Regions from separate parts of the Homo sapiens genome. Here region 1 is linked to region 2. A link is a contact called in ENCODE Hi-C or POLR2A ChIA-PET data. All regions are on one chromosome and are shown on one strand. The core of a region is the stretch at or near the end of the contact, and the rest is flanking DNA. Distances in the headings are between cores, read along the strand shown. Region 1 overlaps FGD2 (FYVE, RhoGEF and PH domain containing 2). Region 2 has its middle 15 kb from the start of PIM1.

What was found. A loop is a pair of places that touch in the nucleus more often than their neighbours do. ChIA-PET counts read pairs that join two places held with the same protein, here RNA polymerase II (POLR2A). Pooled maps may share reads with other maps.
Region 1: a loop to region 2 is called in a pooled map, with 2.6 times the contacts of the local background. The contact joins two enhancer-like sites. A Hi-C loop is called at or near these places in 1 of 168 maps with a recorded cell type or tissue (CD14-positive monocyte), 1 of 37 single-sample maps with no recorded cell type and 4 of 50 pooled maps. POLR2A ChIA-PET finds 5 or more read pairs at or near these places in 21 of 52 experiments (B cell, CD4-positive, alpha-beta T cell, CD8-positive, alpha-beta T cell and 13 more).

Annotation. Positions count from the first base shown.
Region 1 is chr6:37,026,213-37,031,039 of GRCh38, reverse strand. It overlaps FGD2 (FYVE, RhoGEF and PH domain containing 2), which reads right to left. Exons shown (of 16, transcript NM_173558.4): 15 at 3,465-3,611; 16 at 1,971-3,092. The coding sequence ends at 2,877. Among named protein-coding and RNA genes, the nearest start is that of FGD2, 23 kb to the right of the region's middle. RefSeq lists enhancers at 1,318-1,397, 4,682-4,827. Within about 2 kb of position 1,564, at least 5 of the 41 ENCODE cell types and tissues checked have a DNase peak (open chromatin) inside an H3K27ac peak, as active enhancers do.
Region 2 is chr6:37,152,460-37,157,340 of GRCh38, reverse strand. No RefSeq gene overlaps it. Among named protein-coding and RNA genes, the nearest start is that of PIM1, 15 kb to the left of the region's middle. Within about 2 kb of position 1,725, at least 7 of the 41 ENCODE cell types and tissues checked have a DNase peak (open chromatin) inside an H3K27ac peak, as active enhancers do.

The DNA of each region.
Region 1 (4,827 bases), core at 315-2,814, 130 kb after region 2:
GCAGAATGGTACAACCAATATGGAAAACAGCTTGGTAGTTTCTGATAAAGTTAGACACTTACTCAGTGACCCAATTTTAGGTATTTACCTAAGAGAAAAGAAAACGTGCTCACACAAACACTGAACATGAACGTTTATAGTTCATAGGAGTATTATTCATAATTGCCCCAAACTGGAAATAACCCAAGTATACTTAACCTGGTAAACAGATGAACAACTGTGGTATGCCCATGCAATGGAATACTACTCAGCAATGAAAAAGGAATGAACTACTGACATGGAGAACAAAATGGATGAATCTCAAATATATAATGCTGAGTAAAGGAAGCCAGGCTTAAAAAGCTATGGTTCCATTTAAATGACATCTGGAAAAGGCAAAATTATCAGTCAGAAACAGATCAATGGTTACCAGAGGCAAGGAGTAGGGGTGTGGGTTGACTACAAAGGGTGGCATGGGGACACTTATAGGGGGATTGTGGTGGTAGCTGTATGACTGTACTCTTCTGCCAAAACTTAGAAAATATACTAATAAGGGTGGATTTTACAGTCTGTAAATTACACCTCAGTAAACCTAACAATGACAGCACAAAGGTTGTGTGCCCTCGCTTCCCTCTCCTGACGGCTACCTCATTTTGCTCCACAGTGAAGCCACTCTCCATACTCCCACTCAGATTAAACCCCTGGAAAAGCTTAGGTATCAGTGCTGCAGAATCGACTCTGCTGTCACCGAGCCAGCTGCCTTCAGCATCATTGGCGAGTTTTAAAATGCTGATGCAGGCCAGGTGCAGTGGCTCATGCCTGTAATCCCAGTACTTTGGGAGGCTGAGATGGGTGGATCACCGGAGTTCAGGAGTTTGAGACCAGCCTGGCCAATATGGTGAAACCCCGTCTCTACTAAAAATACAAAAATTAGCCGGGCATGGTGGCGCACGCCTGTAATCCCAGCTACTTGGAAGGTTGAGGTAGGAGAATCACTTGAACCTGGGAGGCAGAGGTTGCAGTGAGCCAAGATGGCGTCACTGCACTCCAGCCTGGGTGACAGAGTGACAGACTCCATCTCAAAAATAAAAATAAAAATAAAAAATAAATAAAATGCTGATGCTGTCCGGGCATGGTGGCTCATGCCTATAATGCCAACACTTTAGGAGGCCAAGGCAGGAGGATTGCTTGAGCTCAGGAGTTTGAGGTCAGTCTGGGCAATATAGTGAGACCCCATCTCTACAAAAATTTTAAAAATTAGCTGGATGTGGTGGCGTGCACCTGTGCTTCTAGATACTCAGGAGGCTGAGGAAGGAGGATAGCTTAAACCCAGAAGGTCAAGGTTCCAGTGGGCTCTGATCACACCACTGCACTCCAGCCTGGATGACAGAGCAAAACCCTGTCTCAAATAAACAAACAAACACCCTACAGGAGGGAAGTGGCCTCAGGTTGGAGGCAGGCAAAGCTGCTGGGCCTGTGATGGGACAAAAACCTGTGACTCATCCATGCTTCCTCCTTTCAGGGCAGAGCCCAGCAATGGCTGGACCTGCTGAGAGCAGCTGAGGGTGTTCTGGCCACTGCTGGGGCCACTGCATGTGGCCTGCTGACCACTGCCACCCCCTGGTGGTCTCTTATGAAAAAGCATCCTCACCCACCAGCGAGGTGGGGATGAGGGGACAGGGATGCTCCTCCCGTCACCCTTCCTCCCACCATTCACCTTTCTCTCTTGTCTTCCCAGCTTCTTCACTCTCTTTCCCTCTCTTTTGCTTCTCCTCACTCTCCTCCCCTCTCTGCTTGTCTTATTGTTCTGCTCCATGATAGAAAGAGCTTTGACCTTAGTTCACCGGGTTAAAACCTGGCTCTGGCATCTACGAGCTACATGACCAATTGAGCCAATTACTAAACCTCTCTGAGTCGGTGTCTTCATCTGGAAATGGGGATAACTCTGGATGGTAAAATGACATAATCCACATAAAACACCTTGCACAGAGCCTGGTCCAATAGATGTTTATTATTATTATTACTACTATCATGACTGGCACTTGACAGGGGCTCAACCATTGGTTGTGGTAGTTTGCTCTCTTTATTCTTCATCCCAGGTAACCCAGGCTATATATTAGACTCCAGTGGGTACTCTTAAAAAATATGCATGCGCCAGGTATGGTGGCTCACGCCTGTAATCCCAGCACTTTGGGAGGTGGAGGTGGGAGCATCGCTTGAGGCTGGGAGTTTGAGACCAGCCTGAGTAACATGGTGAAATCCCATCTCTACAAAAAATAAAAAAATTAGCTTGGCACAGTGGCACACACCTATAATCCCAGCTACTTGGGAGGCTGAGGCGGGAGGATCACTGGAGCCCGGGAGAGCGAGGCTGTAGTGAGCCATGTTTGTGCACTCCAGCCTGGGAAACAGAGTAAGACTCTGTCTCAAAAAAAAAAAAAAAAAGACCCCATGCCTCCCCCAACTCAGCCCATTTAAATCGGTGGTGGTACTTCAGTACAGGCATTGTTTTTTACATTTTTAAAATTAATTTACTATGTGTTTTTCACCAGTACTCTTTAAAAGCTCCCCAGGAGATACAAATGAAAAACCATACTATGGTGACCACCAGTCCGGGGTTACCTGGGGCTTTCCCAGTTTTAGCACTGGAAGTCCCATGGCCCAGGAGCCCCCTCCCCGCAAGGCAAACTGAGACACTTGGTTGTCCCCTTTCTAGAAAGGAATGGACCCATATTTTCTAATCCCAGATCGGGACACGTGGCCTGGGCGCAGATGGCTGAATCAATTCTCTGAAAGCACCACTTGGGGCAGTGGGTCACTGAGGCCACAGGGTCAGTCTGTGGCAGGAGCTGGGTTCAGGGTGGGGAGAGGTGGGCAGGAGAGCGGCTGGCAGTGGCTCAGTCGGACAGGTCCCCATCGTTGGGCCAGCTGGGGCTCCAGCCACTGGCCGCCCGCTCCATGGCCTTCACCCAGCGGCCCTTCAGCTCCTCCGTCTCGGCCTTGAAGGTGTAGAGCTGGCCTGACTGCTGTAGCTGGAAGACCCGAGGGTCCCCCTGGGGCCCAACAGTCACCTGGTAGCCCAGCAGGGGGATGGAGGTGTGAGCCCTCATGTCCTGGGGGGAGGAGAGAGCAGTGGGCCACTGTCCCCTCTCAGTCCTACTGCCCCAGATAGCCATCGTGAAGGCAACAGCCACGCACGCACAGCTCACACCCTAAACCCCCATGGGTTGGGGGTGGGCTGGTGAAGGCCATCGAGGAAGAGGACAGAAGAACTGGCTGCCTCTGAGGGCAAAGCAGTGGTGACCTAGAGTCAGGGCACAATTCTGAAACCTACCAACCTTGAGACTCCAGGATACCATATCCTCATTGGGCCTCAGTTTCCCTATCTGACATATGGAGCTAGCAATACTCACCCCTGACCCCCTTCACACACACGCTGTGGGAAGGCCAGGGCCTGACGGGGGGCGGGCAGGTGGTGGCCTTACCTGAGGGGCAGCATAGACATAGAGCACGAGGGGGTCATCCCGAGGGATCACACACCAGCCCCGGGGGCCGCTCTTGCCCCACTTGTCCCCGATGAGCTGCAGGAAGCTGCACATCAGGCTCTGGTCAGGCGTGGCTGAGGACCCTTTCTAAAACCAGAAGGAGGGACTGTCAGGGAGCAGAGCAGCCGCAAGTGCCAGATGTTGGTCTGGGGGCTTGACAATCACTATCTCCAATCCTTACAGCAGTACTGAATGGAGGGGTCCTTGGTCCTTGAGGCTCAGAGAGGTCCCATCAAGTGCCTGTGGTCACACAGCTAGCTGGCCAGTGGCAGAGCTGCAGTCAAACCCCAGCCTGCCTGAACCTGTCGCGTGTGTGCCCACAAGGGGCAGGTGCCGGGAGGGTGCCTGGAGCTGCTCCAGGAAACAGAATTGGGCCCTGAGAAGGGGCTGAGCATCTCCAGGGGCAGGCTGTGTTGCCTAGTGGTCAGGGGGTCCTGGGCCTGGAAGGATGGGGAGGATTGGAAACGGGGTGGATGCCCGTGGAAAAAGGCCAACTTTTTTTTTTTTTTCAGATAGTTTCTCTCTTGTTGCTCAGGCTGGAGTGCAATGGTGCAATCTCAACACATTGCAACCTCCACCTCCCGGGTTCAAGAGATTCTCCTGCCTCAGCATCCCGAGTAGCTGGGATTACAGGCATGCACCACCATGCCCGGCTGATTTTTTTTTTTTTGTATTTTTAGTAGAGACGGGACTTCACCATGTGGGCCAGGCTGGTCTCGAACTCCTGACCGCACGTGATCCATCCACCTTGGCCTCCCAAAGTGCTGGGATTACAGGCATGAGCCTTCCCGCCTGGCCAAAAGAGGCCAACTTGAACCTGGGAGTGAATCTCAGCTGGCACAGGCTGGGACCTTCTCCCACCTCCCAGGGACGGTGGGATGTCAACCTGGCCTTCGTGAGGGAGGGGCAGTGGACAGTGGTATTGATGCTGAGCTGGTTGACATTGTATTTGTGCTGCCTAGCTGAGCACAGTTGTACCCCCACAGGGGAGCACCTGTGGGGGCAAGTGTGGCTCAGTGAGGCCCCCAGGGCAACAGAAAGAACATCTGTGACTGAGATCAGAGAGCTGGCTCCTAACTTGCTGTGTGATCTTGGGCAAGTCACTCCTCCAGCCCTGGGTCTCCATGGGATAAGACCGACTGGCCCCTGGAGTCCCTTCCAGTTAGAATGGAGTCTCCAATCTGTCTGACCTGGAGCGTCAGTGTTCCCATCTGTAAAATGGAAGCGGTGACACCAGCTCTTGGCACCCTGGGACTGTCGGGGCAGGACATGGGGACGTGAACATGAGCTGTCCAGAGGGGCC
Region 2 (4,881 bases), core at 476-2,975:
CAAAGAAGAATGGCTGCTAAAAATGAGAGCTTTTAGTGGCCAGGCATATGGGGTAAGGGTTAGCCTTAGCTTAAAGGGAAACTACAATCTTTATAGCAGTAAGATAAGAATCTTTTTTTTTTTTTCTTGAGTTGGAGTCTCAATCTGTCGCCCAGGCTGGAGTGCAGTGGCGCAATCTTGGCTCACTGCAACCTCCACCTCCCGGGTTTAAGCTATTCTCCTGCCTCAGCCTCCTGAGTAGCTGGCATTACAGGCACCTGCCACCACGCCCAGCTAATTTTTGTATTTTTAGTAGAGATGGGGTTTCACCATGTTGGTCAGGCTGGTCTCTAACTCCTGACCTCGTGATCCGCCCGCCTCGACCTCCCAAGGTGTTGGGATTATAGGCGTGAGCCACTTCACCTGGCCCATAAGAATCTTTTGTATCTTGCAGTGATACTGACTGATTTGGTCAATTAATTAATAAACCTTTACTGAACAGCTACTATGTTTAAAGTACTGTGCTAAATACATGGAGTTATATACAGAGGCAAAAGATATGGTCCTAATTCCTGCTTAAGGAATCACATATAGGCCAGGCATAGTGGCTCACACTTGTAATCCCGGCACTTTGGGAGGCCGAGGCAGGAGGAATGCTGAACCCAGGAGTTTGAGACCAGCCTGGGCAAGAGTGAGACCCTGTATCTACCTAAAATTTGTGTGTGGAGTTGGTGTGTGGGTATGTGTGTTGTTTTTTTGAGACAGTCTCACTCTGTCGCCCAGGCTGGAGTGCAGTGGCACAACCTCGGCTCATTGCAGTCTCAACCTCTCGGGCACGAGTGATCCTCTCACCTCAGCCTTCCAAGTAGCTGGGACTACAGGCACATGCCACAATGACCAGCTAATTTTTGTATTTTTTGTAGAGACAGAGTTTTGCCATGTGGCCCAGGCTGGTCTCAAATTCCTGAGCTCAAGTGATCCACCAGCCTCAGCTTCCCAAAGTACTACGATTACAGGCCTGAACCAACACATCCAGCCCCCAAAATTTTTTAAAAATTAGCAAGGCGTAGTGGCATGCGACTGTGGTCCCAGCCTCTCAGGAGGCTGAGGTGGGAGGATTGCTTGAGGTTGCAGTGAGCTATGATCACACCACTGCACTCCAGCCTGGGCAACAGAGTGAGAACCTGTCTCAAAAACATTTTTAAATATAATTTGAGATGGGGGTCTTGTTCTGTTGCCCAGGCTAGTCTCAAAATCCTGGCATCAAGCAATCCTCCCACCTTGGCCTCCCAAAGTGCTAGAACTACAGGTGCAAACCACCTTGACTGTCCTAATCTCTATTTTACAGATGACCAAAACCAAATCTCAGAGACAGGAAGTAATTTGCCAAAGTTCTCATAGCATTTGCAGAACAAGGATAGTGAACTCAGACTTTATTGTTACCCTAGGTTCTTATAGAGATATAATTAGTAACGAAAGGTAGTATTTACCAAGTGGCAAATTAATGGCATAGGCAATGCATATTTTTTGCTGTAATATGTTTACAAGTTCAAGGTCTAAATGCTAACTAGAACTTTTCCTGGGGAATTTTCAGGTGCAGAGGGACTTTCCCAGTTGTCTCCTCAACTGCTTTAGCATGAAAACAGAAAATGGTCTCGTCTCTGTGCACCTGTGCCACCTCAATCATACACATCACACGTGCTCTTGATATGTCTAGTTCGGTAGTTCTGAAAGTGTGTGGTCTTCGGACCAGCAGCACCTGGAAACTTGTCAGAAATGCAAATTATCGGGCCCACTGCCTGCCCACTGAATCAGAAACTCCGGGGGTGGAGCCCAGCGATCTGTGTTTTGATAAGCACTCCAGGCGACTCCAGTGTACCTTGGGGTTTCAGAACCCATGGTCTGTCTCATGGCTCTCCAGAGAGTCTGTGAACTCCTGGAAGGCAGAGCCTGTGTCCTTGCAGTTTTTGTTTCCCTAGCATCAAGACTTGAACACAGTGGATATTAATAAATATTTCTAAAACTGAACCACAGGAGTGAATATGGCTCGGCAGAAAACCAACATCCCATTATCCTACTCTTTTCATATGATGATTAATACTTTTAGGTTTACTTTATGTAACGGATTGAATTGTGTCCCCCAAAATTCATGTAAAAGTCCTAACTCCCTAGTACCTCAGAAAATATAACTGTATTTGGAGATAGGGCCTTTAAGAAGTAATTAGGGTAAAATGAGGTCATATGTGTAGACCCTAATGCAATATGACTGGTATCCTTATAAGAAGAGGAGATGAGGCTGGGTGTGGTGGATTATGCCTGTAATCCCAGCACTTTGGGAGGCCAAGACGGGCGGATCACGTGAGGACAGGGGTTCGAGACCAGCCTGGCCAACATGGTAAAAGCCCATCTTTACTAAAAATACAAAAAAATTAGCTGGATGTTGTGGTGGGCACCTATAATCCCAGCTACTTGGGAGGCTGAGGCAGGAGAATCACTTGAACCCAGGAGGCAGAGGTTGCAGTGAGCCGAGATCACACCACTACACTCCAGCCTGGGCGACAGAGCAAGACTCTGTCTAAAAAAAAAAAAAAAAAAAAAAAAAAATTGCTTGAGGCCAGGAGTTCAAGACCATCCTGGGGAACATAGTGAGACCCCGGTCTCTACCAAAAAATAGATATTTTTTAAAATAACCAGGCATGGTGGTATGCACCTGTAGTCCCAGCTACTCAGGAGGCTGAAGTGGGAGGATTGCTTGAGCCTAGGAGTTCGAGAGTGTAGTGAGTCATGATTGTACCACCGCACTCCAGCCTGGGATAGAGTAAGACCCTGTCTCCAACAACAATAACAAAGGGGAAAAAAAAAAAAAAGAAAATACAGGGAGGAGAAGACAGCCATCTGCAGTCAAATGCTCTACCCCTGAGAAGACACCTGTCTACAAGCCCAGGAGAGTGGCTTCAAAAGAAACTGACCCTACAGACATCAGGACCTTGGACTTCTAATCTCCAGAATTGGATCAAAATTTAATTTCTGTTGTTTAAGGCATCCAGATTGTGTAGTCCTTTGTTATGACAGCTCTAGCAGACTAATACACTTTATGAAAAATTTTACACCAGGCACAGTGGCTCACACCTGTAATCCCAGCACTTTGGGAGGCCAAGACAGGTAGATCGCTTGAGCCCAGGAGTTCAAGGCCAGCCTGGGCAACATGGTAAAACCCTGTCTCTATAAAAAAATACAAAAATTAGCCAGGCTGATGGCACATACCTATAGTCCTAGCTACTCTGGAAGCTGAGAAGGGAGGATCACTTGAGCCCAGGAGGTGGAATTTGCAGGGAGCTGAGATTGTGCCACTGTACTCCAGCATGGACAACAGAGCAAGATTCTCTGTTTTTCACTTTTTTTTTTTTTAAGACAGATTCTCAGTCTGTCGCCCAAGCTGGGGTGCGGTGGCATGCGATCACAGCTCACTGCAGCCTCCACCTCCCCAGGCTCAAGTGATCCTCCTGCCTCAGCCTTCCAAGTAGCAGGGGCTCCAGGCATGTGCCACCATGCCTGGCTAATTTTTGTATTTTTTGTAGAGATGGGGTTTCACCATGTTTCCAAGGCTGATCTCAAACTCCTAAGTTCAAGTGACCGCCTGCCTCAGGCTCCCAAAGTGCTGGGGTTACAAGCATGAGTAACTGTGCCTGGCTAAGACTCTGTCAAAAAAAAAAAAAAAAGAAAGAAAGCGAGAGAGGAAGAAAAAAGAAAGAAAGAAAAAGAGAGAAAGAAAGAAAAGGAAGGAAAGAGAAGGAAGGAAGGAAAGATGAAGGAAGGAAGGAAGGAGTGAGCCAGGCGCGGTGGCTCATGCCTGTAATCCCAGCACTTTCGGAGGCTGAGGTGGATGGATCATGAGGCCAGGAGTTCGAGACCAGCCTGGTCAACATGGTGAAACCCCGTCTCTACTAAAAATAAAAAAAATTAGCTGGATGTGGTGGCGGGCACCTGTAATCCCAGCTATGTGGGAGGCCGAAGCAGGAGAATCGCTTGAACCTGGGAGGCAGAGGTTGCAGTGAACCAAGATCACGCCGTTGTACTCCAGCCTGGGCAACAAGAGCAAAACTCCATCTCAAGAAAAAAGAAAGATTTTACAAAAATACTGACTCTGAAATCCAATAACTCCCATCCAAGCCCAGCCTATGACAAGAAAATCTTATTTTTGGGTGAGTGTTAATAGTCTTTAGATATTAGCTATTAAAGTGTTCAAGAAATTACTCTCTTTTGTTTTTTTTTTTGAGACAGAGTTTCACTCTTGTTGCTCAGGCTGGGTGCAATGGTGCAATTTCAGTTCACTGCAACCTCTGCCTCCCGGGTTCAAGCGATTCTCCTGCCTCAGCCTCCCGAGTAGCCGGGATTACAGGCACCCGCCACGATGCCCAGCTCATTTTCTGTATTTTTAGTAGAGACAGGGTTTCATCATGATGGCCAGGCTGGTCTCAAACTTTTGACCTCAGGTGATCCACCCACCTCGGCCTCCCATAGTGCTGGGATTACAGGCATGAGCCACCGCACGGGGCCAGAAATGACTCTTTCATGCTCAACATGAGTACCGGTTTTGGAGTCAGACAGAGGTGGGTTTCAATCCTGACTTGGCCACTTAGGAGTTGTGTAATTTTAAATTCTAAAGACTCAGTTTCCTCATTGTAATTTGAGGCTAATAACAGCTCTCTCCTAGATATAGCTCAATAATTGGCAATTATATCATAGGCACTCAGTACGGGGTGATTTAAAAACGATAATTAACTAAATTACTTATATTGGTCCTCTCTGGGAGATGGGATTACTGTGAAATTTTACTGTAATATTTGAATCAATTCAACACACATATAGTACTATGGTGACTTTTTAAAAGACCATACAAAA